Regions from separate parts of the Homo sapiens genome. Here region 1 is linked to region 2. The links are chromatin loops, found by intact Hi-C in ENCODE. Cell type or tissue: PC-9. All regions are shown on one strand. Each heading gives the region's core, and the rest is flanking DNA. Links, peaks and the distances in the headings are about the cores only. Region 1 has its middle 48 kb from the start of LINC02348. Region 2 overlaps PCSK6 (proprotein convertase subtilisin/kexin type 6).

The links. A loop is a pair of places that touch in the nucleus more often than their neighbours do. Peaks named below come from ENCODE experiments on the same cell type or tissue, not always from the same donor. Only the 100,000 strongest peaks of a DNase experiment are listed, where the experiment ranks them.
Region 1: it touches region 2 in a loop (3-fold over the local background); 1 of 110 quality-filtered maps calls a loop at or near these places.

Annotation. Positions count from the first base shown.
Region 1 is chr15:101,558,891-101,574,765 of GRCh38, reverse strand. It overlaps the pseudogene SNRPCP18. Among named protein-coding and RNA genes, the nearest start is that of LINC02348, 48 kb to the left of the region's middle. In PC-9, for the core only: no CTCF peak of the experiment used is centred there; a DNase peak (open chromatin) is centred at 9,795; H3K27ac peaks cover 320 bases.
Region 2 is chr15:101,472,312-101,488,186 of GRCh38, reverse strand. The region is part of intron 1 of PCSK6 (proprotein convertase subtilisin/kexin type 6); the gene reads left to right. It overlaps LOC124903566, which reads left to right. Exons shown (of 2, transcript XM_047433427.1): 1 at 1-6,837; 2 at 6,870-15,875. The coding sequence starts at 8,220. The coding sequence ends at 9,125. Among named protein-coding and RNA genes, the nearest start is that of PCSK6, 9.5 kb to the left of the region's middle. In PC-9, for the core only: no CTCF peak of the experiment used is centred there; DNase peaks (open chromatin) are centred at 4,576, 5,206 and 6,006; H3K4me3 peaks cover 2,008 bases; H3K27ac peaks cover 4,339 bases.

The sequences.
Region 1 (15,875 bases), core at 5,243-13,242, 83 kb before region 2:
CCAACATGGAGAAACCCCATCTCTACAAAAAATACAAAAATTAGCCAGCCATGGTGGCAGGCACCTGTAGTCCCAGCTACTCGGGAAGCTGAGGCAGGAGAATTGCTTGAGCTACTCAGGAGGCAGAGGCAGGAGAATTGCTTGAACCAGGAGGTAGAGGTTGCAGTGAGCCCAGAGAGCACCACTGTGCTCCAGCCTGGGTGACAGAGTGAGACTCTGCCTGAAAGAAACAAACAAACAAACAAGCCACAGGAAACATGATATTTACTGGTGGAACTTTGTAAGCATTACCACTGAAATCAGGAGATATTTAAATGACATAAACATCTTATCTCTGCTCATTCTTGCTGTAGCAACTGCGGTCTCTGTCTCTTGCTTCTTGCTCGGTGGAATGAGGACATTATTGCCTCTACTCATCCCAGTTCTGCTTCCCAGTTTCTGTCAACACATTTCTATGTTGTTAAGATGGATAACATTTATCAATGTATGAATATTGATATGGAATTTATTTGTAGGTTGATTCTCAAAGGTAAAAGCCAAGAGACAAGCAATATAACGTTGACATGATTTCACTGCAAATTCTATTCACTGCTGAGTCAAGCCACGCTCTGGAATGACATACCCTTCTGTGTGGTTCAACTGACAGTGTCCTTGAGTCATGAAAGGAAAATATTTCCAATTGATTGTTTCACACTGTCAATTGCTCAAAATCAAGATACATTTTGGTTTGCTGCAAATCTGGATTATATCTTGTACGTTCAGCTTGTTTTTCTTTTGGATAGAAGAAACTTTCACCTTACCCAACAAATGCCTCCTAGCTTCCTGCTTCCTAAAATTCTAATTGCTCAGGGTCTGTTTCATTCTTATTCTTGAATCCTATCCAAATCCTGGACTAATTTGGACCAGGTGCATCATACACGACTCTGCATCCCTTTGCTTTTCATTTCTCCCTCTTACGTTGCTTGCCTTTGTCGTGACTTCAGGTTCCTGCAGTGTCTCAAGCACGCTGTTCTCTAAGGAGCCCATTTCTCACAGGTCCTTCCTTCCAGAGCCTTCTGACCTCCCACTCCAGTGGAATGGTTAATATCCAGGCTTGCTATTCAAATGCAGTCCTGGGTCTTCTGGTGGCTCTTTGGGGTTCAAAACTATTGTTTTCTAGAGTCTTTCTTGTCCCTTTTCTTGGTTCATTTCCTTACTTTGCTGGAGTATGCTCTTTAGTTACTTCCTCCCAAAAAAATGCATGAGCAGTTAACTTTTTAAATTCCCTCATATCCAAAAACTTCTGTGGTGAGTCCTCACACTGGAAGGTCACTTGGGCTGGACCATTATGTTGAAGCCATTTTCCTTCAGTCTCTGAAAGCTCTGCTCCATGGTATTCAAGAATCTAGTGATGTTCTCAGCCTCCGGCTTATCTCATTCTCATTCCTTTGAGGACCATCCGTCTTTTTCCCCTCTGGACACTTTTTAGGATTTTCTTCTTTTTTTTCAGATTTATCCTGGCTATTCTGAAAATTCATCCTGTGAGTTTAGATGTGGATCTCTGTCATTCAGGATGCTTTCAGCTGCAAGTAATCAAACAGCCAATTCATGGCAACTTAAATCATATGGAGGCTTATTGGTTCATATAATAAGAATTCCCAAAGTAAAGCAGTCCCAGGGCCTTGCCATCAAGTCTCATCTTTTCCCTATTGTCTCTGTCTGCCAACTTCAGCATGTCAGCTAGCTGCGGAGGGCTGTGGTGAGTTCAGGAAACACATTCTGGCCATGCAGTGTCCAGAGCAGAAGAGGGAACTATCTTTTCCTTGTGTCTTATTTCGAGAACCAAGAAATCCATCACAGACCCTCTCCTGGGAGACTTTTCTAATATCTAATCAGCCAGAACTGGGCCACATGCCTCTTCCTAGGCTTCTGATTAGAATGATCATGGTGGATGTAGACCAACACAGGTCCAGGCTCTGGGGCTGGGGCTGCACCAGGAACATGAAGACCTAAAGCAATCAGGTTCTGTTCCAAAGGAGGAGGGAGGAATGGCTGTTCGGTAGTAGGCCGTTTCTGCTTTTTAATTTTTTTAAAATTTTTATTTCATTCTTTCAAATATAGAAAGTCAAAATTCTGACACCAATTATCTCAAAACTATGCAAAGCAATTCAAAATGTTTACAAGCATTTTCCTTTAGTTTTGCTTCTTTAAACAATGATGTGATCAACAGATATATCTTTGGTTTCCTTGGGAGTGAGGATATATATATAGAGAAAGACAGACAGGTAGGCAGATAGATAGATGACAGATACATACATAGATAGATACATACATACATAGATAATGGAGAGCCAGAACCAATGCATTAGAAAGTGTATCACTATTCTTCCAATCTACCCTCTGTACTCTTAACAGGAAATGAGTATGGCATTTGCCCAGTGGATAAACTTTACTGTTTTCAAACTATGCAGAACATAAATTTTCAAACTATGCAGAACATAAAAAAAAAACTTTGCAGAGCAGAACTTTGACATCCACAAGTCTTAACTATCCATGATTAGCACACCAAGTCTCATTGCTAGTGTTTTTCTTTTTTTTTTTTTCATTTTGAGACGGCGTCTCACCCTGTCGCCCAGGCTGGAGTGCAATGGCATGATCTCAGTTCACTGCAACCTCCACCTCCCGGGTTCAAGCGATCCTCCTGCCTCAGCCTCCTGAGTAGCTGGGATTACTGGCACCCGCCATCATGCCTGGCTAATTTTTGCGTTTTTGTTGAGAAGGGGGTTCCCCATGTTGGCCAGGCTGGTCTTGAACTCCTGACCTCAGGTGATCCGCCTGCCTCAGCCTCCCAAAGTGCTGGGATTACAGGTGTGAGCCACTGCGCCTGGCTTGCTAGTGTTTTTCTGTTCATATGCTAAAAGCTTGGCCACTGGGTAATTTGGAGAAATGGTGCCGAAGATTGAACCACACACATTGAAATCAACCCCCACAATGCATCCGTGCCATCTGGTGCCCTAGAAGGAGAAACCTCAGTCGTGCGCACAACCTTAAGGGTCAGAGGTGTGCGTTTTCTCTGTGTTGCTTACAGTTAAACTGCTTTAGTGTGAAAATGTTGGCAGACCCTTCAAGAGAAAAAAAAAAAAACACGCCATTAGGCCTTTTAATTTAGTTTTGCTGAACTGGGCTTTAAAGATATGTGTGATAATAACCAGCTATGTAAAATTGAGGGATATAGTAGTCCATTTCAACCTAAATAATTATCTTCTTTAACTTTAGGAAATTTTCTTGTATCATTTTTTGAAAAGTATCATACAGCAGGTCCTCGAATAACGTTTTGTTCAATGTTGTTTCCTTATAATATTGATGGGCAAAAACGTGGCTTCCCAGCCAGGGTGGGGACCCCGTCTGTGTGGAGTTTGCACGTTCTCCCCAGGTCTGCATGGGTTTCCCAGGTGCTCTGGTTTCCTCCCGCCCACACCCCAAAGTCGTGCATGTGAGGTGATCATCTTGTCTAAATGGTCCCAGTGCGAGTGAGCGTGGGCGCGTGTGAGTGCACCCTGCGATGGGATGGTGTCCCGTCCGGGACTGGTTTCCACCTTGGCCTTGAGCTGTCAGAACAGGCTCCGGTCACCCACCACCCTGATCTGGAATAATTGGGTAAATAATTACCTTGCCTGTTTTTATTAATCTATCTTAAATGGATGTATAGCTCACAGTTATTTCAGTGTTTTATAGTGGAAGAATTTTGGTCTTTGTTTAGAAGTTTGTAATGTTTTTGTGGCCAGAAATATACATAGAGGCCTAACTCTTGTATATATCAACCAGCCTTTGGGAAACTTGTTTTTCTTTCACTTGAAGTCACAGTTTCCAAGAACCTATCCACGACATCGAGAACTTACTGTGCATGAACTTGGTTAAAGAGAGGTAGAGAGAAAATATGAGAATGAGAGAACCTTCGATTCTTTCAGTAGACAGTACACATTCTCTTACATGACACGAAATAAAATTCAAATTTCTAATAATATCATCTACGTATTTTTAAAAATCAAGTAGTTTACTTAGGTGAATAATAAAAACAGTCTTTTCCTGCCTCATCCATGAAACTTCTAATATTTACCCCTCTGAGATGAATGCTTTTAACTGCTTTAGCTGCTTTTTATTTTCTGGCTTTTATATCCATATTTCTATGTACTATATTTGACTATACTGATATTTTTGACTTTTTGATTTTAGATATTATCTACTGATAATGCATTTTACCTCCTGTGCACAAACACCCATAGACTTCCTCTCTTGCCAATATTGTATCTCAGTTTTTAGTTCTGTATGTATTTGTGTTTACATTATGACTGTGCAGCTATTAATCACAGCTGAGTCATATAGTGTACTCTAGTTATAATTTCTTTCTTGTTTAGCTTTTTGTCTTTTCTAGATTTAATAGTTTTTCTCATTTTCCTTCTGTTTAGTTTTCTATGTACTAATCACTAATTTGTCACCAAACTGATTGTATTATAAAATTATTTTGAATATTTTCAAACTCATCAACACCAACTCATTTTTGAATTGGAGACATCTTTCTCAGAATCCTCGATCTTCTGTTCTAATCTTGAAGTGTTACTTTCCAAGACTGCTGCACAGCTGTCCTGGGATGTTCCTATTATCCTGGGCATTCCCTTTGCCTGTCTCTTATGTTGAAGACCCTCCAAAATTTGACTTTCTCAATTTACATATTTATTTTTAACTAAAATTGAAATAGAAAACTCATTTAATTGAAGCATAAGTTACATATTATAAAATTCACCTCTTCAAAGTGTATAATTCAGTAGTTTCATTATATTCACAGAGTTGTGCCACCATGTAGTACCAAAACATTTTACTTCTCCCAGAAAGAAATCCTGCACCCATTAGCAGTCACTTTCCGTTTGTGGCTGGCTTCTTTCACTCAGCGTAATGTTTTCAGGGTTCTTTATGTTGTAGCATGTACCACTACTTTGTTCCATTGTGTCGATGTACTACATTTTATTTACCCATTTATCAGTGGATAGACATTTGGGTTGTTTCTTCTTTGGGGCTATTACGCATGATGCTGTTACAAAATTTGTGGAACTTTTTATGTGGACATATGTTTTCAATGCTCTTCGGCTTATATCGCTCTTTACTTTTGATAAGCCATATCCTCCAGTTGCCTTGTGAGAAAGGATGCATGACAGAGAACGTTGGGGACATGAATATTTGCAAATATCTTTATTATACCCTTACGTTTGGTTGATAGTTTGAGCACAGACTTATGAGGTGGAAATTGTTCTACCTCACTTCAACTGTGGTCCTCCTAACCATGCGGCCAGCAGGGAGGCTGATGCGGCCGGGGTAGATGTGTGAACGCTGAGCAACCTGGGAGCCAGGAGTGGCCCTTCCACCCTGCCCGCTCCCAGCCCAGGTGACAGCCTTCCCCTATCTTGCCGAGGCTTCTCTCTGTAGGTTCTAAGTTTGCTCAGTAACTACCCGATTCAAGGAGCGTACTTTGCCAGCCTTTCTGTCCTGAGGCCTCCGTGCTGGCCTCCCGGTAGTGAGCTCATGGACATCAAGGCTCCTTTCCCCCACGGCAGATCTTCTCTGCCTCTCATAGTTGCTTTTCTGCCCTTTTTGTTCTGCCTTTTCTTCTTTTGTTCTTCCTGCAACAAATCTGTGATTGTACGCTCCTCCTCCTGGATCGCACCTCAGGCCCGCCCTGCCCTTAGAAACTACATTAATCATTGCCAGAGATCATCGGGACACTTTCCTGGTGGCCTGTGTAGTGGCTTTTCCCTTTGGTGGCTCCCCTCCATGCCCCAGCCCTCCTGCCCTGGTCTGGACACATAAGCACGTTCCCAGCCTGCTGGCTGCAGATGGTCCAATCCAACTGGGAAAGGACCCCCTCCCAGGAGGGGAAGAAGCTCAAATGAGGCAGTATGACTTCCCAGATTTTCATTTTTGAAAAATGGTCCTACAGCGCTACCAGCATCCATTTGAGAAAGGACATTCAAAGCAAAGCTCTTCATTTCTGCAACCCTAGGTCTTTCTGGCAAAGATAAATAGGTGGTTAAGGATCACAATAAGGCGTGAGATCCCACATCCAATTCCCAGACCCCTGTAACAGGCTGTTGAATGAGATGTGATTCCTCAGTATGTGACAGAGGACTTGCATCTCCCGGACACTGACATTGTTACTGTTCTTGAGTCTGAAGGGAATTAAGAAAAATCTTTTGCAGTCACTGTTATTTCAAGCACTGATTCATTTCCCGTTTGGTTGACTCTATGCGATGCCATCTATCTCCAGAAGACACATCCGATAAGGAGCAGCTCTTCTTGTTTTTCAGTGATTTGCCCAGGACAAAAGTGATTGTTTCCCCTCTCTTCTACTCCAGCGAACCCTTTGCCCCTCTTCCGAGAGGACCTTCAGGAGCGTTTGTGCAAAGAATGGACCCACTTTCTAAGCTGGTTGCTGACTTTGTTTATACTCAGGGTCCTGTAAGGCCCTGTGTAGTGACTGCTTATAATTTTAGCCTTGGCATCTATTTTTAAAATACAAGTTTAAGCCAGGCATGGTGGCTCACACCTGTAATCCCAGCACTTTGGGAGGCCAAGGCAGGAGGATCCCTTGAGACCAGGAGTTCAAGACCAGCCCAAAGCGAGACACCCACCCCCCCACCGCCCCGTCTCTACAAAAAAACAGCTGGGTGCGGTGGGGCACCCTGTAGTCCCAGTTACTCGGGAGCCTGAGGCAGGAGACTCACTTGAGCCCAGGAGTTCAGGGCTGCGGTGAGCAAGGGTTGCACCACTGAGCTCCAGCCTGTGCAACAGAGTGAGATCGCGCCTCTAAAATTAAAAAAAAATTAATTTAAAATTTTAAAAAAATATAAATTTAACTTTTCTATACCAGAAGCAGGGCTCAGTCACCTTGATACGGTTTTCAATACTATACCTCATTGGAATGGCTCCAGTGTGTGGCCAGAGATAAAACAGAGGCATTTCTCCCTCTTGACAGGCTGGGGTCCCCTCTTCCTTTAAAGGATTCAGACACTTGCCCCTGGACTTAAAGTGATCACTTCTGGGTCACGGTGTAACCTTCTGGAACTGTGCCTGCCTGCTAACCCACCAACTAAAGCTCCCTTGGGAAGCCTATTTGGGTAGCGCCCTGAACCCCATAAAGACATTGGCCCATGGGTCCCTGATCTCTCTCTGCCTGCACTCGCTGACCTCCTTCTGTGTGTGGGTGTGTGTGGCCTCCAGGTGTGTCATGTACCCCCCAGAGCTTGTAAGTACTAAAAGCTCTTAAATTTTCACATCATGGCCATGCCCTGACATCCAACCCCTGATGGTGAGGCAGCCCAAGGAGACCCCTGCATGTGGGTCCCCGCGGGCACTCTGTTGTCTGGGCTTCTCTTGACTGTTGGTAACAGTCACTGCCAGCTAGGTTGATGGAGAAACTCAAGAGCTTCATTCCAACACCCTGGCGGGTGCCCAGCAACACACTTCTCTCCTCTGCGTCTGCACGACTTCACAGAGCACCACGGGAAGGCAAATCCATGATTCCAGTCAGCCTGTCCATCTCAGCAGCACCCTTCCCAGCCATTAGGAGCATCTCTATCTAACACAATTGCTACAGACTCTTCGCATGCTTTGTTTAAATAAAATAAAACCTGTATTGGAGCACATGCTTTGGGGGAAGAAGCAAAACCTCTTTTGGCGGAAACTTCTGTTAGACGCATTAGTCCCCAGTCCACGTGGAGGACTGCATGAGGAACCCAGGTCCAGCTCCTCCAGTGTGGGGATTGCTGGCAACGGGTGAGGGGTGGAACAGACCGTGAACTCACGCTCTCCCCCTCTGAATTGCCAGCTCCCCACAGAAGAGGAATTACAAGTGAGAACTCAGCCCGATGCATCATTCACAGCTCCACTGTTCTGACTTCTAATTCCATGAGCATGGTCACAAGTACAAAATATGTGATGGGCCCTGACTTTTTTTCCTCCTCTGCATTTTCTGGCCAAGTCAAGAGCTCTGAAATCTTTGCCTCCGGAGGCACTGTGCTGTGGTGGAGAGACCAGTGTAGGGTTCAGTGATAGGGCTTCTCGTTCTTTACTTTTTTTCATTTCTTACTTTATTTTCTGTAACTTTCATTTTAGGTTCGGCGGTACGGGTGAAGGTTTGTTACACAGGTAAACTCGTGTCACAGGAATTTGTTGTACGGAGTATTTCATTGCCTAGATATTAAGCTTAGCGTAGGGCTTCTAATAGTTCTAATCCTGTTATGGACTCTGTGTGCATTTGAGCAACACCCCAGGCCTCTGTGTCTTCAGGACTGAAGTGAGAATATTGGAACCAGTGACCCAATAAGGGTGAACATTTTTATTTAAAATATTTTAATTTTAAATCTCTTATTAGATGAAATTCCAGCTATTCAGTGTTCCCCACAAGTCAGTTAACTTGTTATATTCATGCATTTCCAAGCTATAAAATGAAATTTATTATGTCTTGATGTCTCAATGTAGAGGGTACAGTCATAGCTGCCTGCAAATGGAGACGTCTGTTATTCGGATAAAGACATTTTTTATCCATTTTAAAGTTTTTTTATCCAGTTTGGATGATTACTTGGCTATTGTATTACAACTACATTGCTTGCAAGTGACAGACACCCAAGTCGAATTATCAACAAGATGAATTTATTATTGGCAGGTGTATAAATTAGGATTCTTAGGCGCAGACTACAGAATCCACTCCAGTTTATTTAAGAGAAAGGAATTTATTACAGCCTGTCATGTGGTTTGTTAATTTCTGGGCAGGTCAAAGACCCAAGCTTAGACCTTAGAGCCAGGAGAAATACATGCCTAGATCACAGGACTCTTCTGAAAACTCCACTGCCACTGCTGCTGCCCATAGCTTAGGTTTGGGATGATAGACCCTCTACCCCAGCTACTCAGAACAGCCAAGCACCTGGGCCATTCTACTTGCTGAAAGTCTGATCTCCCTGAGTGTTGCCACCACCCTGGGGTGCTCATTTCCAACTCCCAAGTCTGCAGGTGTCTCTGCCTGGTGGGACCCAGGTCACATGTGAAACCTTCTCTGCAAGGGAGTCTGGGAAATGCAGACTGAGGCTTCCCATCCTCTAGATTCCCGGGAAGACACTGGGTAGGTTGTGAGGGTACCAGTCTGTGGGGCATGACATAGCAGCATCCTGGAGGACCCCTCAGAATCTGTGGGCAGTGTGGGGCTGGGCCTTAGGGGCAGAGCTGGGCACTGGGCACTGTGGGGAGGTGAGGACGTCATCTCTACCTCCTTGTTTCCTCTGCCTCTCTCTGCCTGGCTGCTGCCTTGGAGTAACACAGCTTCCGGGAGCACTAGAGTTTTACATGTTAGAATCCAGGTCCCACAGGGGTCTAAGTCCCAGTTCCAACCTCCTTGGGAGAGTGATGGGTTGGAACTGGGACTTATCAAATAGCCATCCGTATGATAACCATTGGAAACAGAAGAAACCAACGTTCCAAACAGGAGAGTAGCAGAGGGTAGAAGTGAGGTGTGGAGACCGGGCGTGGTGGCTCATGCCTGTAATCCCAGCACTTTGGGAGGTCGAGGCAGGAGAATCGCTTGAACCAGGGAGTTGGAGGTTGCAGTGAACTGAGATCACACCACAGCACTCCAGCCTGGTGACAGAGTGAAACTCTGTCTCAAAAAAAAAAAAAAAAAAAAAAAAAAAAGTGGGGTGTGGAGTCTCTGGGCAAACCAAATAATACCAAGAAGCCAAGAATTCTTTTGAAGCAACTTTACCCCTCAGCTGCTATTGGCTGAGTCTAGGTCTGTCTCCTTCCTGCATGGCAGCATGATTTTCTTAGAATGTTACACAATCCCTGTCCTTCTGGGCTGTGGTCATCAGGAGTAAAGGGTGGTGACAGTGAATTGTCAGGGCTGGGCAAGCTTGGCCTGGGTGAGTATCCAGCCAAGTGGCCCTGGGCAAGCCCCTCACTCCTGTCTTCCCTATTTGTAAAATGGGCTTGCAATGGTGCTTCTAGAGATCATGGAACCTATACATAAGATACAGGGATCCTTCTCCACAGCATCCTACAGGAGCAAAGGCACCAGCGTGCTCCTTCAGATCCTCCAGAACCTTGTCTGGACACTGGTGTCCTCTAGAGAAACCTCCTTTCCAGCCGTCCCATACCCTCAGCACCTACGGTCAGACAGAACTGATCCTGGCCTCCAGATGGCCTTTTTGTAGCCACTGGTAGTGCTCCCCTTGGCCACTCAGCATTCCACTGGGACACCAAGCCTCTTTTTTTGTTCCAGGCCTAATAATTATAGAATCTTTCTATGCAAGTTTTATAACCCTGAGTTTTTAATAAAATATCCCAGATTATCTATATACAACAACCCATTGGAAAAACAGCAATGATTGACTCTAATCCCGCAACCAGTTTATATCTCAAAAGGAAAGGCTGGCTGGGCGCGGTGGCTCACGTCTGTAATCCCAGCACTTTGGGAGGCCGAGGCGGGTGGATCACCTGAGGTCAGGAGTTTGAGATCAGCCTGGCCAACGCGGTGAAACCCTATCTCTGCTAAAAATACAAAAATTAGCTGGGCGTGGTGGTGTGCACCTGTAATCCCAGCTACTCAGGAGGCTGAGGCAGGAGAATCTCTTGAGCCCGGGAGGCGGAGGTTGCAGTGAGCCGAGATCGTGCCATTGCACTCCAGCCTTGGCAACAAGAGCGAAATTCCGTCTCAAGAAAAAAAAAAAAAAAAAGAGGAAAGGCTAAGAAAATAACACTTAGAGATTCCAAGTGACCTTGCGTCTCCAGATTCAACCCCAGTACTTGAAAGCTTGAAATTCACAGAACGTAAAATTAACCATTTTAATGTGAACAATTAGTAGCATTTGGTAACTGCACGATATGGTGCAGCCGTCGCCTCTATCTAAGCCCAGATTTTCATCACCCAAAAGGAAACTCTGTACCTGGTAAGCTGTGGCTTCCCATTCCCCTTTCCCTCCATCCTGGGCAAAGACTAAGTTGTTGTCTCTATGGATTTACCTATTTTGAGCATGTCCTATAAGTGGAATACTGCAGTATGTAACCATTTATGCCTGGCTTCTCTCACTTGGCATCATGTTTCCACAGTCCCTGCATACTGGAGCATGTACAAGTGCTTCACTCCTTTTTAAGGCTGAGTAATATTCCACTGTATGGATAAATCACATTTGCTTAACCATTCATGATAGACATTTGGGTTGACTCCACATGTTGGCTGTTGGAATTAGTGCTGCTATGAGCATGGGGTACATGTGTGAGTATCTGTTTTCAATTCTTTGGAGTACATTCCTAGCAGTGGAATTGCTGTGACATATGGGAACTCTATATTTAACTTTTTGAGGAACCGCCATACTATTTTCCACAGTGGCTGAGCCATTTCACATTTCTGCCAGCGATGTACGAGGGTTCCAATTTCTCCACAACCTTGTCAACACTTACTTTTCGTTTTTAAAATTATAGCCATCCTGGTGGATGTGAAGTGGTATCTCATTGTGGTTTTTATTTGCTTTTCCAAGACTTTTTTTTTTTAAAAAACTGAAAGAGTTGGCAATTTTATGTTCACATTTCACAATACAGATGAAAACTGTACTTTTTTGGTCTCACTTCTCCCCTCCAAAACTATTCTCTGGTAGGAAGGGGGAGCAGGTCTTCCTTATGCTGCTAAGGAAACACCCAGCGTCACAGCACCATGGTCTCCTGGAGAAGAACAAATAGCAAAAAGCTGATATGACGAGGTCTCTCCACTATTCTAATCTGTCTGGCTTAGTTATTCTGGGCTGCGTGGGCTCCACCATGCGATGGGTGGGCGGGCTCATCCTGGGGGCCTGGGTAACACTGGCATGTGACATCCCATGGGTGGCCTCATTCCAGGAGCAGGTCCCATGGCATCACCCTCAGGAGGAGGTGGGCCTGTCACTGGCACCATAGGAGGACCCCCCATAGAGGGTGCTGGCATCACACCAGGGTGGCGAGGAGGACCTGGGCGCTGGTGGAAGTGGGATCCCTGCCCCTGCAGGAGGAGGAGTGGAGAATGGAGCAGGAGGTGTCCTTCCTTGTTGAAATGCAGCCGTTGTCCTGTGCATCAGGCTCGGAGCCTGCTCTTCCATCCCTTTCCGGCGCAGGTCTTTCCTGTCCTCTTTGTGTTTCCCACCGCCGCCCTGTGTCTTTCTCGCAGATGGAGACTCATGGGTGAGGTCTGCACCACGGTGATACCGTCACAGTCAGACTCGGGCTTGTTGCTCCGTGGGCCATTGGCCCGGAAACCACGTGCCTCCAAGAACGTTTTGAAGTGAGAGATGACGCTTTGTTCTTGATTTCTTGAGGTGAATTCTGGCAAATAGGAGATGGGCTGAAGCCTGTAGCAGAGTAGATGTTGTCCGAATTTGCCAGCAAAAAAGAAAGACCTGTGGACTCTAGAAGCTGTAGCTTCCAATCCCCAGTCACATTCGAGGAGATGGTGTCCACAGAGGAAGAGCGTGGAAAATGATTTCCCTACTGGACTCATGGCCACATCACCGCAATAGTGCATTTTTACTTCTGCATGGTGTTTTACCAAGTTACACATCTTTGTGAACAGGACAGGGGCCTGTTATGTGTTATGGATTGGCGGGTTCCCTGTGGTGTACACAATCTTACCCCAAGACAAGCCCTGGTCTGGAGGGCTCTGTGTGTGGCTTGCCGGTATCAGGGACTTCTGGGGCCAAGACTGGGAAGAGTTGGGGTGCAGCACCCAGCGGCCAGTGCTCAGGGAAGTTCTGGGAGGCCTGGGCTTCCCAGAGACAACCTGATTGCCTATGAAGGTGAGGCTGAGTTGGGACTGGGTTCTGGGCTGCATTCAAACCCAGATGATACATGTCCAAAACGGGGCCCTCTGGGTGGACGGCAGCACAGGGGTAAGGAACCTCGCTGATTTAGCTGAGCTCTGGCTTCCGTGGGTGGAGGAAGTGAGGCCCTCTCAGGAGCTAACCTAAGAGATGAGGCCATTCTTGCACGGCCACCGCTGAGGTGCGATCGCACAGTGCAAGTCCTCTGTGCTGTGAGCCGCCCGCACTCTCAGGACATGAGCGCTGGCCCCTGCATGGAGCTCCAGGACGGCGGAGTCCACCCGGCAGCCCATCACAGGCGGGGGCAAAATTCAAACCTCCTCTGCCTCTTGCCTCCCCAAGATATTGCCTTTGTTGTCCGCCTGCTCCCTTGTCCCCCAGCTTACACCTGGTACCTTTCCGGCTCCCACCTCCGTTACTGGTTGCTTCTCCCTATTCCTCTGCTACGGAGCCTCTGCAGCCTGAACATGTGGTAATGATTCCTTCCTCTTTTCTCCCAGGCCCCAGAACTTTGTGCGCCTGTGCCCTGCACATCCATGCAGCTTCTCCATGAGGCAGCCTAGGCCTCCCAGGACTTCCCTGCGTGACTTCCCTGAGCACCGGCCACTGGGAGCTGCACCCCAACTCTTCCCAGTCTTGGCCCCGGAAGTCCCTGATACCTGGTAAGCCACATGCAGAACTCTCCAGACTGGGCTTCTGTGGATGTGACTGTGCAACCCACAGGGGGGATCTGCGAGGGTTCCCTGGACCAGTCCCTGCTCCACCTGGAAGCCAGAGGTGGCAACATGAACTGCAGGAGGGGTTTTGCTGCTATAATGTGGGTTGCATGAGGAGGCCCTGGTCTTCCTCCAATCCCCCTGGGGATGTGGGGTCTCCTCCAACCCTCAATCAGCTGTGGTTGATGCCCTGCAATCCCCCACTTCTTAGCTGGGGATGTGGGGTCCCCTCCAACCCTCAATCAGCGGTGGTTGATGCCCTGCAATCCCCCACTTCTTAGCTGCCCACCAGCCTGAATGGACTCTGGGAACCAGCCCTGCCTCTGAGGTTCCTAACCAGATAGACAACGTCACAACTCTACACTCTCAGCTGCTGTGTGAGGCATGGGGAGTGTGCACAGAGCCTTTAGCTTAGGCTCTAGAATCAGGTTTGCTGGACTTGACAGCAGGTTGGTGTGGACTTGGACAAGTCACTTAACCTCTGTCTGCCTTAATTTCCTCATCTGTAAAGCAGGGATAGTAACAGTACTGAACTGTAGAGTGGTCATGAGGGTTACTAAGACAATGCATGAAAGCTACGTAGCCTTGTGCTTGTAGAAGAAAGAGGGATTTGAGTTATGACTTAAAACTGGCTGTGGGAAGGTCTGAACTCAGTGAGAAGCAGACAGGAAATGGCTTGATCTTCCTTACATCCTGGCTTCAGGTAAGACCACTCCTATCAGCTTTCCCTGCCCCTTGATGACATCTCAGATAGCCGGCTCACCTGTTTGCAGGCATTTTTAGTCAAGAAAAAGGCTGCTTCTTGTGAGAATGACTCACTTTTATGTATTAAAGAGTCAATTTGAACTTGACATCCATGTCAAACTCCCCCTCCCACAGCCCCCAGCACAGGCTGGGCTGGTGTCTGGGCCAGGGGTAGGGAAGGGGCAACACGTGTTCTTTTCCTAGTTCTCCCTTTCCCTCTCTCTTCTCACCCTTATAGGCAGGACAGGGGGATGGGGGATTAGAGGAAGTAAGCAAGAAATCTTTTCCCTTTTAACTTAACTAGTTCTGCAGCTGTAGTTCTCACATGGCAGCCACCCAAATGCTGGCTCTCATGAGGACCGCGTTTTGTGGCTTCTTCAGAGGCCCCACGGGGATATGCACCCTGTGTAGTTTCTTAACCCCGGAGACATATGCTTTGGATAATCTCTTGCAGCCCCTCTTTTCTGGGGATCCTCCGTTGTACCCTTCTCCTGATCCACGCCTTCCCATCTTTGTCTTTCTCTGTCCCAGGAGGCTGACTCCCAGGGACTGCATCTTTGAACTTTCTTCCTGGATGACTTCTGGGCTTGGCCAATGGAGGTTCCAGCAGGGGAGTGGAGGGTGGAGGGAAAGAGGAGTCTGAGGCCTTCCTCACCCCCTGTCTCTGCTACAGGGCTGCATCTGGCCATAGTGTGGCCCCCACATCCACAGCCCTGGCTGGGCTGCCCGACCTCCCCACCGCCAGTCCTCACTGGGCTCACATGACAACAATTCATCCTGTTTCCCCTTCATCCATCAGTGGGAGTGGTTCCCTGCTAATGCTAGTCCTGGGTCCCTCAACACCCCACCTGAAGCAGTGCCTTCAGGAATATTCTTCAAAAGGCAACAGGTAGAGTGGGATATCAGCACTATCTATTGGCAATATATACATCTGACAAAGGACTTGGATTCAAAATATTTATGTAACTCCTACACATCAATAAGGAAAAGACAACCCAACATACAAGGAACTGAAGACTTGAATAGACACCTCCCGAAAGAACACATCAGAATACCTTCCTGCATGTGTCTCATAAATATATGCAAAAGAGTTAAACTTTGTTGGCCATCAGGAAAATACAAGTGAAGACCTGTGAAAGGTGGTCGTACACTCACTGGAATGGCTAAAATAAACATGGTGGCCATTCCGAGTGTTGGTGAGGACGCGGGGCAACCAAAACTCCCCTGCACTGCCGGCGGCAGCGTATGGCGTGGACATTCTGGAGAAATCTTTGGTGTGTCTACTAGAGCTTTTTTGGGGGTGATGTAAATGTTCTGGATCTTGTTTGTGGTAGTGGCCACATGACTGGAAATATTCTGCAAAACTCATTGAATGGGACACCTTAACAGAATGAGTGTAATTTTGTATAGATTTTGTCTCAGTAAACTCAATTTTTATAAATCTCTTTATTTTAACCATTTAGGGTGAATTTCTGCTGGGACCTTGACTGACAACTTCCTTTTCCCTCTGCACCTGGCAGCTCTCCTTGGCACTTGGCGGCTGCTCCAACCAGTC
Region 2 (15,875 bases), core at 1,479-9,478:
ATGTAGTTTCATCGTTATCCGTGGCAGAAGCCAGCAAGGTGTGGTGGCGTCCCTGATTGATAGAAATGACATTAGTTCTGCATCCCAAGCCCCACGTTGATGTACTATTAGGTGTGTGGCTGGAGGGGTGGATTCCACCATTCGAATGAAGGAATCTTCACAAGGCAGGTTCGAGTTTACTGAAAGAATGCTAGCACATCTTTGGAGACCTTTTAAATATATGCATATATATATATAAAATGTTACATATATACACATATACACACATACATATACGCACATGTATATCCATATAGATATTTAGTTTTTTTAACCACTCAAGGCCCTCCAAACATCCTGTGATTTCAGATTTTGCCGTCGGGTAGCACTGACTTCGTTTGTCTCTGTAGTTCTTGACTCTCCCTGGCTGATTGTCCAGGCTGAAGAAGGTGTTCCTCATGTTTGCGTAGTGCCCCTGGCTCCTGCCACACTTCGCTGCTGTGCCCAGGTGGCCCAGCAATTTGTCTTCAGCTAAAAGTGACTCTTAAACTACGCGATAAATTACAAAGTGCCTGGGTTTTGGGATTCTAAAATTAAATGAGCAGAATGGAGCTGAAATTGAGCTGTGAGCTCACACTGCAAGAGAGAGGCAGAGAGGCACAGGTAACTCTCCCCGGAAATTTCTATCTGTGGGAATAAAAATGCCTAACCCTTGGCCATGCCGCCCCTTTGAGACAACCTCTGTCAGGCTCACTGAGTTCTTAGTGCAGTCTGCTCTCCTGGTTTTGCGGATGGGAGAGAAGATTCGCCCCGATGCACACTCCGTACCCAGGATATTCTGGGGAGTTAATCGGGGTCTCCCCAGCTCTGTCTAGTGCAGCCAGCATGAATGCCACGCAGCCCGGTCACTCAGGCATGGTGCTGGCAGTGGCACTGCGGTGACATTCACTAACAGAGATTAGCTGGTTGGGGATAGGAGCTGTCTCAGAGGCTTGTGTGTGATTACTCACGGAGGGCCTATTACTCTTTATTCCAAAACGAGCTTTTCTTTCCCCCCTCTAAGTGCACTGCTAATGTGGAAAAGGCCTGGAGCATTTGAGCCTCTACCCACTCAATAAGAACTCTTTGAAAACCTTATTTGCCTTTTTTTCAGCCAGGAGAATTTGTGACTCATAAATAAGATGTAGATATTATTAGCTTTGACTTACAGATGAGTAAATGGGGGTGAAGTAAGGGAAGGAAGCTGTTTGTGTTCACATGGTACGCATATGTCACCTCTGACAGTTCCATCCCTGCTCATTTGCTTCTGCCGTATTCTCTGTTCTGAGGTCTCCTTTGTGAAACTCTTTCTCCAAGCCCTTAATGGGCAATTAGTGTTATGTTCTGTACTTGCCTGAATCGCAGCCCTGGTTTTCTCCCAGATAGTCGCTGTGCTCAAGGTTCTTGCTTGTTTTACTTTCTTCCATACAACTAATAACTGGATTCAGTTTATTTCACATGGCCCAGAGGTAATTTAGACTGGTGGTTATTCACCTTTCTTGTGTCATGGCTCCCTTTCAGCACCTGATAAAGGCTGTGGATCCTCTCCATTGTAAAATATGCATCACCAGGGACAAGACAAGACAGCCTCTCTTTGTCCCTCTACTCATCAGTCCAGGTAACACCACAGGATTTCAAAGGGAATAAAAATGTGGAAGTGTCCAATGTCATTATCGGCAGATGACATAACTACATGGATAATCCAAAAGAGCCTGGAGATTAACCCCTGGAGCTAATAAGGGAGTTGATCAGCAACAGCCACCTGCATGGCAGCACATCTGAGAAGACGAAAGAAACCATTCTTCATTCTTGCATAAAAGCTGTTAGATACGTTGAAATAGGTCTTTTAAAAAGGTGAGACTTTTATAGAGAAACATAAAATATTTAGAAGAAGGACTGAGAAAAGAAAGTTTAGGCTGGGCATGGTGGCTCATCCCAGCACTTTGGGAGGCTGAGGCAGGCGGATCACCTGAGGTCAGGAGTTCGAGACCAGCCAGACCAACATGGAGAAACCCTGTCTCTACTAAAAATACAAAAATTAGCTGGGCTTGGTGACACATGCCGGTAATCCCAGCTACTTGGGAGGTTGAGGCAGGAAAATAGCTTGAACCTGGGAGGCGGAGGTTGCAGTGAACCGAGACCGCACCATTGCACTCCAGCCTGGGCGACAAGAGTGAAACTCCGTCTCAAAAAAAAAAAAAAAAAAAAAAATTTAAATAAATGGAGAGATGCGTTGTGTTCATGCATGGGAGGGCTGGCTCTCATAGTTGCCCCAATTTAATCTGCAAATTCAATGTAATCTAGTTTAAGCTGTGACAAGATTTAATGTGGAATATGAAATCACACAAATGAATTATAAAATTCATATGGAAGAGTAAGGTCCAGGAATACCTCAGACAACTCTGGGAAAGAAGAGGAGGAGGGGAGTTGTGGTAACGACAGTCCAGCAGTAGAGTCAACTCAAACCCAAGCATGTGTGGGAACTTGTATGTGTGAGCTGAAGAGTTACAAATAGATGGGGAAGGATGGGCTATTTACTAAATGGTGCTGGGAGAACAGGCTCTCCCCATGGAAAAACAATTAGATCCTCACATTACACAACAGTACATTCCAGATGGGATTAAAGACTGTATATAAAACTTTAGAAAGAGCTGCAGTGGAATACCTTTGTCACACCGGGAAAGGAGTCCCTACACAAGTTATGAAAATAAATTTCAAAATGAAGAGACTGATACATTAAGATAAAAATTCTATGTAAACAAAGGCATCCTAACAGAGTTAAAAAGCAAGAATAGACCAGGAAAGTATTTACAATATATAACAAATACATTAGTACACAGATTATTTTGAAAACTATAAATCACTAAGAAAAAAAGATACACGCCAGGTAGAAAAATGGGGAAGTTTATGAATGGAGAAGTCAATGAAGAGAAATCCAAATGACCAGTAAACATAAGAAATGATGCCCAGCTTCACTCAAGTTCGCTGGGGGTTATTGGAGCACTGCAATTTAGGCAACGATGAGATACCATTTCACACCTATTGGATTTCCCGACACGGAAGAGTGTTAGCATCACGTGCTGGCAAGGATATAGAGCAATGGGAACTTTCAGATGCTGCTGGTGGAGATTGGTATCGTTTGGAGAGCAATTTGGCGATACACGGTGAGGCTGGACTTGCTAGTCCACAGCCAGACATATCCTGGAAGAACTCTCCCACGTGTGCACAAAGAGACTTGTATAAGAATGTCCATGCAGGCGTTTTTTTAAATGAAGGAAAACCCACCTTCCCTGAAGTAGAATAGAGAACTAAATCAAAATAGTCACACCATGCAAGACTCTACAGTGGTTAGAAATGAATAAACCAGATCTATATCTACACAGATACATCTCTCAAATAGTGTTGAGAGAGAAAAAAGGCAAATTGTAGGTGTCCAATGTGATCATATTCATGTAAACGTTAAGAAACACACAAAGCAGGCCGGGCGTGGTGGCTCACGCCTGTAATCCCAGCACTTTGGGAGGCAGAGGCGGGTGGATCATCTGAGGTCAGGAGTTCGAGACCAGCCTGGCCAACATGGTGAAACCCTGTCTCTACTAAAAAAATATGAAAATTAGCTGGGCGTGGTGGTGCACGCCTGTAATGCCAGCTACTCAGGAGGCTGAGGCAGGAGAATGGCTTGAACCTGGGAGGTGGAGGTTGCAGTGAGCTGAGATGAACAGGACTGCACTCCAGTCTGGCCGACGAGTAGAGTGAAACTCTGTCTCAAAACAAAAACAAAAACAAGCAAAAACAAAGCACAAAGCAATACTGTATTAATTATGGATGCTTATAGATGTAGTAAAAGTATAAAAGTGTGGGCTGTAAGGATCTGCATCAAATTCTAGTTAGCAATGACCTCCAAGAAGGGAGGGAGGGGAGAGGAACTTCAAACTTTATCTGCAGTGTACTGCTTTACAACACACGCTTATGTGTGTGGGTGTGTGTATGTATAAACATACGTGGATTATATACAAAATTGTGCCTAGACATTTTGTACTTTTTTTCTTTGTATCAGGGTATATTACATGTGGTGATGTGTACAAGTGTGTATATATACACACGTATAATATATAAACACACGTATATTGACGCATATACCTATATACATAGACATATACACAGATACACATAAAACATTGAAGAGAGAAAAAAGAAAAGGGAGATGCACATGGTACACCTACCGCATGGTGCTTCTGGACCATCTGAAGCCCACCGCTGGAGGCAGGTGCCTGCAGGCCCATGTTAAGAAGTCCCTACTTTAGATGTCCAGACTGGGCCGATCCACTTGTCAAGGAAATGGTGACAGAGAAACAGAATGTCTGGCTGCAGGTCGCATGGGCGTTTGGACAGAGCTGGACACGGAGCCCAGGAACCCTTCCCTTCTCCCCTGCTTCTTTCTCCTTCCAGTCACCCTCGCTCTAACCTGTGTGCATTGTCACCTTTGACATTGTGACTCAGAAAAGACAAGTTGCTTGTGTGGAGAGGATGGCAGCAAGGTATTCTCCACATACCAAATCACAACAGCTCAGCGTCTGCTGCTCTTGGAAATGATGTTTATCTTAAGGGTGGTTCTTGGATGCCATGCTTTCCCTTGGGTTTTTGCTTTGCCTGGGGTATTGAGCTAATTTGTTGCTTCTGAGTCTGAACATAAAAAGGCAGGCTGGCTGCCAGGGCCCTAAAAGATCTAAGAGCCTTAAATGATCTTGAACTTGCCTTAAATAGTTTTACTTAAAATAGCTACTGAGCAGGACATACCTGGCCCAGAATTTCAGGTGAGCCTGCACGATTCATTTGTCAGCAGAGGAAAATTGTCATGCTGCAGACAACTTGTTCTTGCAATGAAAAACAAGCCGAAGCCTTAACCAGGTGTTAAAATGATGGGCCAGAACTTGTTCCAGCCACAGCGTCAGGGGTTTGGTAGGGACAAGGGGAGACCCGGAAGAGCAGTCACCTGTGACCTAGTTCTCTGGGATTGGTTTTCGGTCTAAGGCTGTCTTGGTTTTATGCTCTGAGCCAAGCTGGACTGGCTGTGCGCGGCTGGCCTGCGAGAGGTTCTGGGTGTGAACTGAGGGACAGAGGCAAGATGAGGGTTGTGAAGCTCATTGTCTTAACCCTCCTATCTGACGTCTTCACCCGGATGGTGATGCCTTTAAGTGGGCAGGAGTTTAATTGACCGGACTGCCCTCCTGAGTCATTGGAGCTGGTGCGGGGAGTGGTGATCAAAGCCGAGCCAGCTGCCATCTCTGGAGCCAGAAAAGCTCCAGAAGGCAGCATCCAGGGCAGACTCAGAATCAGGACTGAGCAGGTGCAGGGGCAGACTCAGAATCAGGAGCAGACTCAGAATCAGGACTGAGCAGGTGGCTCAGCTGACTGGACCATTAGAAAGGCTTGAGTTTCTCTGGGCGGAAACCAGGGAAGCAAATGAGAAACACGGAGCTGTCGATGGGCTGGGGGAGGCTGGGACACCGCCTGATACTCCTGCCGGCTTTGAGCTTTGGGTGGTGACAGGGACACTCAGGGCTGTCCAGACCCTGTTCTCCAGTGTCCGCCAACTGCATGCCGGCTGGGAACGTCCTGAGCTTTTTTGGATCTCTGAGCCTCTACACAGATTGTGGCATCTAGAAAGTAGTTCCTCTGATCTTCTGCAGCTCAGCCAGGCTGCCGACACCTCTCCTCCTCCTTTCACCCTGCCCTGGGAGGGCTTCCGGGTTGTACTTGCCCTGGGTGGCTGGCCTCCTCCTGGCTCCTGGGACTGGGTCTTGGCCTTGCCACCGACCAGAAGCCCTGGTCTTGCTCCCACCAGCTGATGTTTCTCCTGACTATTGCTCCGAAGGCCCTCACCAGCCCTGCAGGGAGGTGTCACCAGGCCTGGTTAATGGTGATGAGGCCTTAGACCCAGGTACCTTCTGACAAACCAGTGACTGACAGGCCAGGGCCGGACCCCACACCCTCTGACTCACCTTCTACTGCTGTCACCTCGTACCTGCTTCCCAGACAAAGGTAAATCATCAGACAGAAAAGCCTTTCGGCTTCTGCCAGAATGAACAGACAAGAGGCATAGCAACCTCCGGAGACCCCACCAGCCGCCGTTTCTCCCTCTGTCCACCGGGTGCGTGCACATGCGTGTGCGTGAACGCGCACAGACTCAAAGGGCTGCACACCAGCATGGCTCTGTCTCGGGGAATCTGTACTGGCTCCTGCTCATCAGCATTGGAACCACTCACACCTCTCTCTATTGGAGGGAAAAAGAAAAGCCCTCCAGTCCTTCTAGGAAGCCACTCAAACTACACATTTGAGTCACTCACATTTCAGTCACTCAAGCTGCACATTTATCAGCTGGACTAATCATCTTTTGCTGAAACCTCCTCCTCGTGTGGGTCCCTGTCTACAAGAAGAGACCCCTGTCTACCTTAGTGGCAGAGCTGGAGGCCTAGAGGTCACCATCGCCTCCTCCTGCTCCCGTGCTCCCCCAAGCCTGTCTCACTGTCTCCTGAATGGCTCTCAGGCTCCCTGCATTGCCCCTGCCACCGCCCAGCACAGGCTGTGGCCTCTGTGGCCTCTACCTGCCTCAGGGCCTCCTCCTGCCCCACCCCACCGCCTCGAGCCCTGGCTGTAGCTGCAGCTCTGCCCATCCCCCATCTTCATGCTTTTGCTTCCTTTCAGGCTTTGCTTCTGTTGTTCTTCCTGCCCAGAACGGCTTTACCTGTCACCAGGTTCGCCCCTCAGCCTTCCCACCCGTCACCAGGTTCGCCCCTCAGCCTTCCCACCCGTCACCAGGTTCGCCCCTCAGCCTTCCCACCCGTCACCAGATTCGCCCCTCAGCCTTCCAAGTTCTGCTGCACTGTCAGTTCCATCAGCCGACTCACCCCGATTTCCCCAGCCCGCCGGATGTACCCTTCGTCTGGGCCCCCAGGCCCCCTGCCACCTGGACGTTGCCTGCTGGCTTGCCTGTTTCTGACACTGGGCTCTGGGCTTCCTGGGTGAGTCAGCCCAAAGTTAGGCCTCTGGCTGCTCTCTAAGGTTAGTTCCGATTCTGCCACCTCTGTGGTGGCCGGCAGACGTGCGTTCATTTATTCAGCGAGTATTGCTGTGTGCTCTCACTGGCCTGGGCACTTAGAGATAAGAAAATGTGGCCCCTGCCTTGCAAGAGTCTTAAGAGACTCTTGGTTATGAGTCTTTGTGAGGGACCAAGGCCAGGCACCTGCGCTTTGTTTAAGTGTCATTTATTGAACCACCCCCACCATCGCTTTCTCATCCCAATCGTTTGCTTTTTGGAGTCACTCGATAGGCCCTGCCACGTACGTACTTGTACATGAGGACACCCTCTTTGTGATGCTGTAGTTTGCCTCTTGGCCAGGTCAGCTCCACACTGATCTGAGAGCCCTGTGTCCCCTGAAGGCCCCACTAGTGCCCTGGAGGCCCCACTGGTGCCCTGGAGCTCACTGTGGATGCTTCACACCCTGCGGGTCCCATCATCCCATCAAGCTGTGGTTTTTCCTGATGTCCTTGTGCCTCTGCCCTTTGAGCATCTGGAGGACCCAGCAGCAGGCGCAAGGCCCCCTGTCTAGTCCTGCAAGGAAGGGGGATGAATAGCCATCAGCTGTCAGGAGCCTCACGCTCCATGGGATGGGATCAGCAGCCTAGGGTTCCCATGGCAACCAGCCCATCAATGCCCTCAGTGTCAAGACAGGGGCACCGTGGAAAGGAAGAAAGTCTCATTGTCTTGCCTTGGCTGCTTGGGCATAAACAAGCTGCGCTCCACAGGGCCCCGCAGCCACGCCCGACCTGTGGCTCTGCCCAGCCGCACATGGACCCATTTACTGAATTGGGCTGGGAAGAGGCTGTCACTGTTAGTTCTCTAATCTTCCTCGGGGGCTCTTGTATTTCTGCCACCGGCCAGCATCCATCACTTCTAGAGTCCTTGTTGGGAAAATCCATCTTCTCAGTGAGAGTGGGCAGAAACAGCCCAAATGGAGCAGACTACCGAAGCTCTGAGTGATCAGCCAGACCGCCCTGGGGGGAATCCATCAGTGGGTAATGGCATCACTCACGTTCCTGCAAGGAACCTGGACTTCCAGACTTTCCCGCTTTGGTTTCAAACACCCTGATGACAACTCTCAGACATATCTCCTGTGATCATTTAAGCAGATCACCTTGAGATGACCACTGCTGGGCTTGCCACAGGCGGACAGTCTAAGAAGGTCCTGTCCCCCTTCCTGGACTGTCCCCCTGGGAGGACCCCAGCAGTGGTCACTTACAAGAGCTTCCTTCTTGCCTTCAAAAGGCCCAAGTTCACCTCCCTGATCATTGCCGGACTCTTCCCTGGGTGGAGATCTGGGAAGGTGGTGGAGGGGAAGGGAGGGGCTGCCTCGTGTTGGATAAGGGCCCTCCCACCAGAGGTCAGGCCTGCTGTTCCCTGTCTAGTAGAAGGCTGCATGGAGGTGCTCCTGTGCCCCACACCGTTCTGCTCACCTATCTTGTACCCCGTCCTCCAGATGGGAAACCAGATGTCTCTCTGGATTCCTCCCACCAGCCTCTGCATGCACCGACCACAGCCCTGTCCGACCAGCCTCTGGGTCTTTCTCCCCTGCCACCCAGCCCATGGCCACAGCCGAGGCCGGGCCTGCTCACTCATACTCTCACTGGTGGTGAGTGTCCTGGTGACTGCCTCACTGGCTTCCCTGCCTCCCTTCCAGGCCATTTCCCACACGGCCATCCGTAGGATTCTTCAGAGCCCCACTGCTCTGTGCTCACCCAGAACCCTTCACTTTTACCACACGCATCTTCATGAAGTCCGGGCCTTTGACATTCAGGACACTTTCCATATGCTTTTTCTTTCTTCTGCACCTATCTGTTGCTGTCGTTTTAACCTGGGGGCCCCTTCCTTGTGTGGTCTACCCGGGCCCTGCCCTTCTTTGGCATTAGCCAAAGTGCTGCTTCCTGACCTGCCTGCAGCCCTGTCCTCTCCGAGCTCCACGGAGGGGCTCGGCCATGGCGTGCGGGGTGTCTCTCTCCCCGCTAGACCCTCTGGACCACAGCGTCTCATAGTCTGCGTCTTTACGTGACTCATTTTGCTTCCTGAGGCCCTAGTGCAGTTCCTGGCACTGAGAAGGTTTAGTGAATGAGAAATTGTTAGAATTTTTTATATCAGGACCTGTGATGTCCTGATTCCATTCACCAAAGGCAAATCATCCTTAAGCGTGAGTATGGAGAAAATGCTGACCTTGTTATCTTCACTTCTGCTGAGCTCTAGCAGGTTTGTGAGCAGCAAATATTTGTGATGTTTCTGTATAGTCAAATATCGCTTATGCTTTCCACCCTTTGACATCTCTTGGTACCTTGCTTTTGGGTTCTGTGTTTCCTGGGACTGAGTCTTGCTGAGTGATTCCAGTGTCACCTGCAGGGACTCTGCTCTCAAGGCCAAGGCAGATGTTCAGTCATCTGTGCCACGTGGCTACTCCGAGGCAGAACCGGCAAGTCTGGACACACCTAGCATCCTAGCCTGGTGTTCTCTGAAGCTCAGAACGAGCATCTTGCTCCTTGGTGGGCAGAAGAACAAGAGGAAAGGAAGCCAGAAAAAGAGGACCGGGGAAGCCACAGAAGAGGGAGGGAGGGAAAGTGGGAAGGAGGACTGAGGACAGGAGGCATGGGTGTGTCCTGCGGCCTTGGTGGAGCCTGTCCTGTGGAAGGTTTATTTTCTGTAAAGAAGCAGTCTGGCTCGTGCCTGTACTCAGCCTCTCTGTCCCCACACGTGACTGTCCTTAGAATAGCAACTGGGTCCTCGGATTCCAGTACCCCACCATGACTGCCGCCAGCCACTCCTATGTCAGTCTTGGCTGTCTGCCAGGCACTGCTGATGATTGCCCCCAGAACCGTACTATTAATCCCATTACACAGATGAGCAAACTGAGACCCACAGAGGCTGAGTAACCTGCTATAGTAGTAAGGGTCAGAGCAAGGCTTTCAACCTGGGCAACTTGCATTCCAGGCCTTCCTCATAGACAGAGTCTGTGTCTATTAGGAAAGGCTACAAGGAGCAGGTGGCATGTGAGCCGCCACGGAGCTTGGCTTGGGGCTTTCTAAGTGGCTAGGGCAGAGGGGTGCAGTCCAGGCAGATGGAGGGTTGGGGCAGAAGGGACCTGTGAAGAAGTCCTCCTGTACTATGGGATCCTCCCCTCCTTATCAGGGCTCTGGCCTGGAGCTCAGTTCAAAGGCTTATCTATGCAGGAATGAAGGCAACATTCTTGATGTAGAGTCTAAGAGTCTGAAGGTCAGGGAACCTTTCTTGGATACCCTCCTTTCTGCCTACCAGAACCCTGTGTTTCCTGCCTGCTGGGAGGCAAGTGGAACACAGTAGAACCAGATCCCAAGAGGAGAGAAGAGGCTGGAGGGGGACCCACAGTTGCATAGAGGGTAGCATGGCCTGGTTATAAGACTGTTTACACTACTTGATTCCTCTCAGTATAATACAGAAAGGATATGTGGATACAGAATATTTTTGCAATACAGAAAAGAACAAGAAAACCATAAAAATCACCCATAGTCCCACCACCCCAAAATAATCACTGTTGACACTTTGGGCCATGACTTTTTGTTTTGTGATTCTGTGTCTGAGTGTGTGCGTGCACACTCATATGCAGGTTGAATATCCTGTATCTGAGATGCTTGGGAAAAGAAATGTTTTGGAGTTCCAATTATTTTAGATTTTGAAATATTTGTGTTATGTTCACTTGTTGAGCATCTCTAACCTGAAAATCTGAAATTGGAAATGCTTTGAGTGTCCTGTTGGATTTTGGAGTATTTTAGATTTTCAGGTTAGGGATATTCAACCTGTGTAGGTATGCATGCACACACACACAGACACACAGACACACACACACACGCACACACATATATTCACCAATGTCTTATACAAATAGGATTGTCTACTTTTGCAACTTGTACCTCCCACGTCAATAAGTCTTCTATGGCGTAACTTGTAATGGCTGCTCAGTGTACCTTGGCGTAGCTGGCCCATCATTTGTGTCATTCTTTCCTGACGTTTAGGTCAGTGAGTTCTTTATCACTGCGTGGGGAGGTGGATAGTGCTGCAGCTGCTGTGGAAGGTCAGGACCGTGCAGGGAGGTGGAAGAGGCTCTGCCACTGCGCTGCTTCCCCGCCCCACATGCCCTGGGTCCCTGGTTATGGCGTCTCATCCCACCTACCTGCATCTCCCGTCCGGCATCACCAGCCTTGCAGAGGGTCCACACTTGGTAACATCTGTTCAGTTCAACTCATTAGGATTTTATCGAGCATTTTTATTTAAAAAATTATACATTGCATATAAATTTATAAATTTAGAGTATTATATAAATGCTCCCCCATTGTAAAGAATTCACACAGTGCAGGTGTACAAAGCAAAATCCAAAATCTCCTTCCTCCCCTCATCCGATCCCTGATTTACTCCTTCCCTGAGATGTCACCACTGTTCACACATTAGTATATGTGTCCTGTTTCTGTGCCTTAACAGACAGATACGTGCGCATATACACACAAAAAGAATTTTTGTTGTTTTTTTTTTTTTTAATATAAATGGAATCACACTAAACATGTTTTTTTTTTTGGACCTACCTAGGTTTTCTTCACTAACAGTGGGACGTCTTGGGAATCTTCCCATGCTCGTACATAGAGACCTACCTCATTCTTTTTAAATAGTTTTATGGCATTTTAGAGATGCAACATGTTTTGTTATACCACACCTGTGAATGTTCCTTTGATTTGCCTCCAGTTTTTTTCTGTTATAAGCAGTGTTGCAGTGGTTATCCTTATTCATGACTCTGCACTTGTGAGAATTTCTGTAGGATCCATAAGAACAAAACAAATACTAGTTATAATAATAAATGGTGATTGCTGGCCCTTACTGTGTACCAAGTAACTTTTCATGTGCTTTCCTTGTATTGACTCATTTAATCTTAGAAACTCTATGGGGTAGGTGTTATTATTACCCTCATTTTACAGATGTGGAAACAAAAGCACAGAGAGGTTAAGTAACTTTTTCCCAGTTACACAACTTGTAGGTGCCAGAGCCAAGATTTGAACCCGAATAGTCTGACTCCAGAGAGGGGACCTGCTGAGTCAATGTATGTGTGCAAGTTACATTGTGTTAGATGTTGGCCATGGCTCTCCCAACAGATAGTGCCAGTTGACACTGCCCCCAGAAGTGTGTGTGGGCCCCACCGATTTTGTGTAGTGATGACCAATTGTCATATTTGCCAGTTCTTATAGGTGACAAATGAGATCTGGTGGTTGTTTTAATATGCTTCTTTTCCCTCATTGTTATTCAAGTTAAATGTTGCTTGGCCAGCACAGTGGCTCACACTTGTAGTCCCAGCACTTTGGGAGGCTGAGGCTGGAGGATCATTTCAGCCCAGGAGTTCGAGACCAGCCTGGGCAAGATGGCAAGTTCCTGACTCTACAAAAAAAAAAAAAAAAAAATTAGCCAAGTGTGGTGGTGTACGCCTGTGGTCCCAGCTACTGGGGAGGATGAGGTGGGAGAATTCCTTGAGCCCAGGAGGTTGAGGAGTCAGTGAGCCAAGACCACATCACCGCACTCCAGCCTGGACGACAGAGCGAGACCCTGTCTCAAAATAAATGAGTAAATAAAGTTAAGTGTCTCTTTATTTATTAGGCATTTTAATCCTTCTCTGAATTGCTTATTTATATTCTTTGCCCATTTTTTCAGTGGGGCTGTTTGTCTTTTAATGATTGCTTTCTCTGTGTTGTAGATATTCATCCCTTGTTTTTAAGTACGTTGCTTTTCATTGAACACTGTTCAGAGTGTTTGTTGGCTTTGCCTGTTGTTGTTTGAAGTAAAATCTGCAGCACCATTTGTTTGCCAGGCTTTGGGCTCGTCACTCAGTGTAATTCAGAGATGAGTAAGACAAAGTCCCCACCTAAAATAGACAGCACGTAACTCTTGCGAGAGGAGTAGTGAACGGAATATAGGGGCGGAGTCCAAATGTTTTAGGATAAGTGAGGAGAATGGGGCAGCCTCTCAACTGGGGATTCAGGGAAGCCTTTGTGACCAGTGGCGCTAGGGCCAGACCTGGAGGGGTCCATAGAATGTTCACAGAGGAATGGGAAGTGGGGGTGTGTTTGGGCAGATGGATCGTGAGTGCTTTAATCTGCATCCCATCCGAAAACAACTCACCTTCAATGACCCACTGGAAAAGAGTCTCATGAAGAGGCTACTTACAGGGTGTGCATGGGGACAAGGGAACCAACAGAGGGTGTTGAGGTACCCGGGGACTGGGTAGGCAGTGGTGGGGAGCTGCTGCAGGGATGGAGGCAAAACAGTGTTAGCAGATCCTGTGGGAGCTGGAGCTGAGTAGGGTGCAGCCTCCTTCTGGTGCCTCCATTGGCCTGGGCAGTATTGCCTGGAGGGCTTAGTCTTCTGCAGCACTGAGCAGGGCAGAGAATGGTGGAGAGTGGGTCAGAGGTGTCAGGGGAGGTGGAGGGAGAAAAATCAGCTCAGTAAGGATAAAAGCAGAGATAGAAGTTCCAGATGTGTGAAGGCCTCAGCAATCCTCGATGCCATTAGAGGGTAGGGGGGTTCATTTGCTGCTGGTTTTACTTAGCAAACATTTATTGGATGCTGGCTCAAAGCCTGGCCCCGGACGAGGTGCTAAGTTATAAAGATGGGTCAGGCAGGCTGCGCACCCCAGTGATCACCGCCGTGGCGCCAGTTTTAGCTTTCCACGTGTCCTCTCCGAGGGTCACAGCAGAGGCCTGTGGTTTTATGTCTGTTAGACCCCATGTACCTGGATCTGTGCCTCCTTGTCCCAGTTGGAGTTTATTTAGGTGTGTCTGTCTGAGGACAGATTTTAACATGGAAAAATAAGTCCATTTTTGGCCGCCATTGAATTCAGTCTAACATACATCTTGATCTTCTGCTGTTTTTTTCCAACTTAAACAAACAAACAGAAATCCCAATTTGTGTTCCTCTTGATAAAGCCCAATTTCTATAGAAAGAAAAGAAACCTTATTGCTGTCCTATCAAAGTAACCATTTATGACTGAGCTCATTAACAGTCTTATACACGGTTCTGTTTCTCATTTGCAGGAATATGATGCCGTTAGCCAAGAACAAGAAGTTAGATTTGTTTCAGAGGCTTAGACAACTTTATGTATCATGACTTTGATAATCTAAGACCCTCACAACCATTCATTCATTCATTCATTCATTATTTATTTATTTATTTACTTATTTATTTGAGACATGAGTCTCACTCTGTCACTCAGGGTGGAGTGCAATGGTGCGATCTCAGCTTACCGCAACCTCTGCCTCCCAGGTTCAAGGAATTCTGCCTCAGCCTCTCTATTAGCTAGGATTACAGGCGCACGCCACCACCTCCAGCTAATTTTTATATTTTTAATAGAGATGGGGTTTCACCATGTTGGCCAGGCTGGTCTTGAACTCCTGACCTCAGGTGATCCACCCACCTCGGCCTACAACCATTCATTTTAGCACAAGATGCAAAAGCCTGTCTGTGGGAATAGATGCTTTCTCTTCCCCATGGAGTTCTGTGAACTCATTAGTACTTTCTAGGATTTTTGTTTGCTTGCCTGCTTTTTCAAGGAATTTGCTATTCTACCTTGTTCTGATATTTGGTCAAATCAGAAAACGTTAGAAAACCAAATTGATTCTTTCTTACACTAAATAATCTTAAAATCCAAATGAAGGCTAGGCATGGTGGCTTATGCTTGTAATCCCAACACTTTGGGAGGCCGAGGTGGGAGGATCCTCTGAGCCCAGAAGTTCGAGGCTGTAGTGAGCTATGATCATGCCACTGTACTCCAGCCTGGATGACAGAGTGAGACACTGTCTCTACAAAAAATAAAAAAATTAGCCAGTCATGGTGGCATGTGCCTATAGTCCCAGCTACTCAGGAGGCTGAGGCCAGAGGATTGCTTGAGCCTGGGAGGTCAGGGCTATGCAGTGAGCTATGATCATGCCACTGCACTCCAGCCTGGGTGACAGAGCGAGACTCTGTCTCTAGAAAAGAAAAGAAAACAAAACAAAAACCAATCCAAATGAAACCTCAGAGGTAGGTATGGACACATTAGCTCTGGGAGACTGTCAATACAAGGCTCACATTGAGGGACCAGAACTAACAGACCCACACTATCACAAGCCAGGTCTTAACAGCCTTCCTTTTCCAACCAGGGAAGGGCAGCTCTCAAACCTAACCAGAGGATCTTTCCACTTTCTCTTTTGATTGTTACTCATAAAGAGCCCTGGATGTATTTTCTATTTTCTTCTGTCAAAAGTTCAATGGCTACAGAGAACTATAGAAAATCCTGTCTTAACCCAATTTATTTTCTTATTCCAAGTTGGTTCTACTTTCCAGCAATTGGTTCCTTTCCTGGAGGTAGTTGCTTTGTGCTTGGTGTGTGCTGATGGCTGTGCCAGCCTGGGCATCTCATCATGCCAGGGAGCTGCTCAGCCTCCTCCCTGGTCTCTCCTGAAAACTGACCTCCTCAGTGGAGTCTCAGTGACCAGGCGCCACCATTGAGAGATCCTTTTGTCTCTCCAAGGTTGAGGGAACCTGTTTGTGCACTTGCCACTGTCATTCTCCCCACAGCGTCAGTTTTGTTTGAATCGTGCTGTCAGGTTGCATGAATTAGATTGCAAGTCTCGAGCTTGGGCCATGTTTCTGCATGCACCGTGGGTGTGAAACTGATGCCTGGCAGATTGTCCCATCGTTAGAAACACTGGACAGAGCCGGAAGGGAGCAGCCATGCTGCCCAACCCGTTTTCAATGCCATGACTTTGTC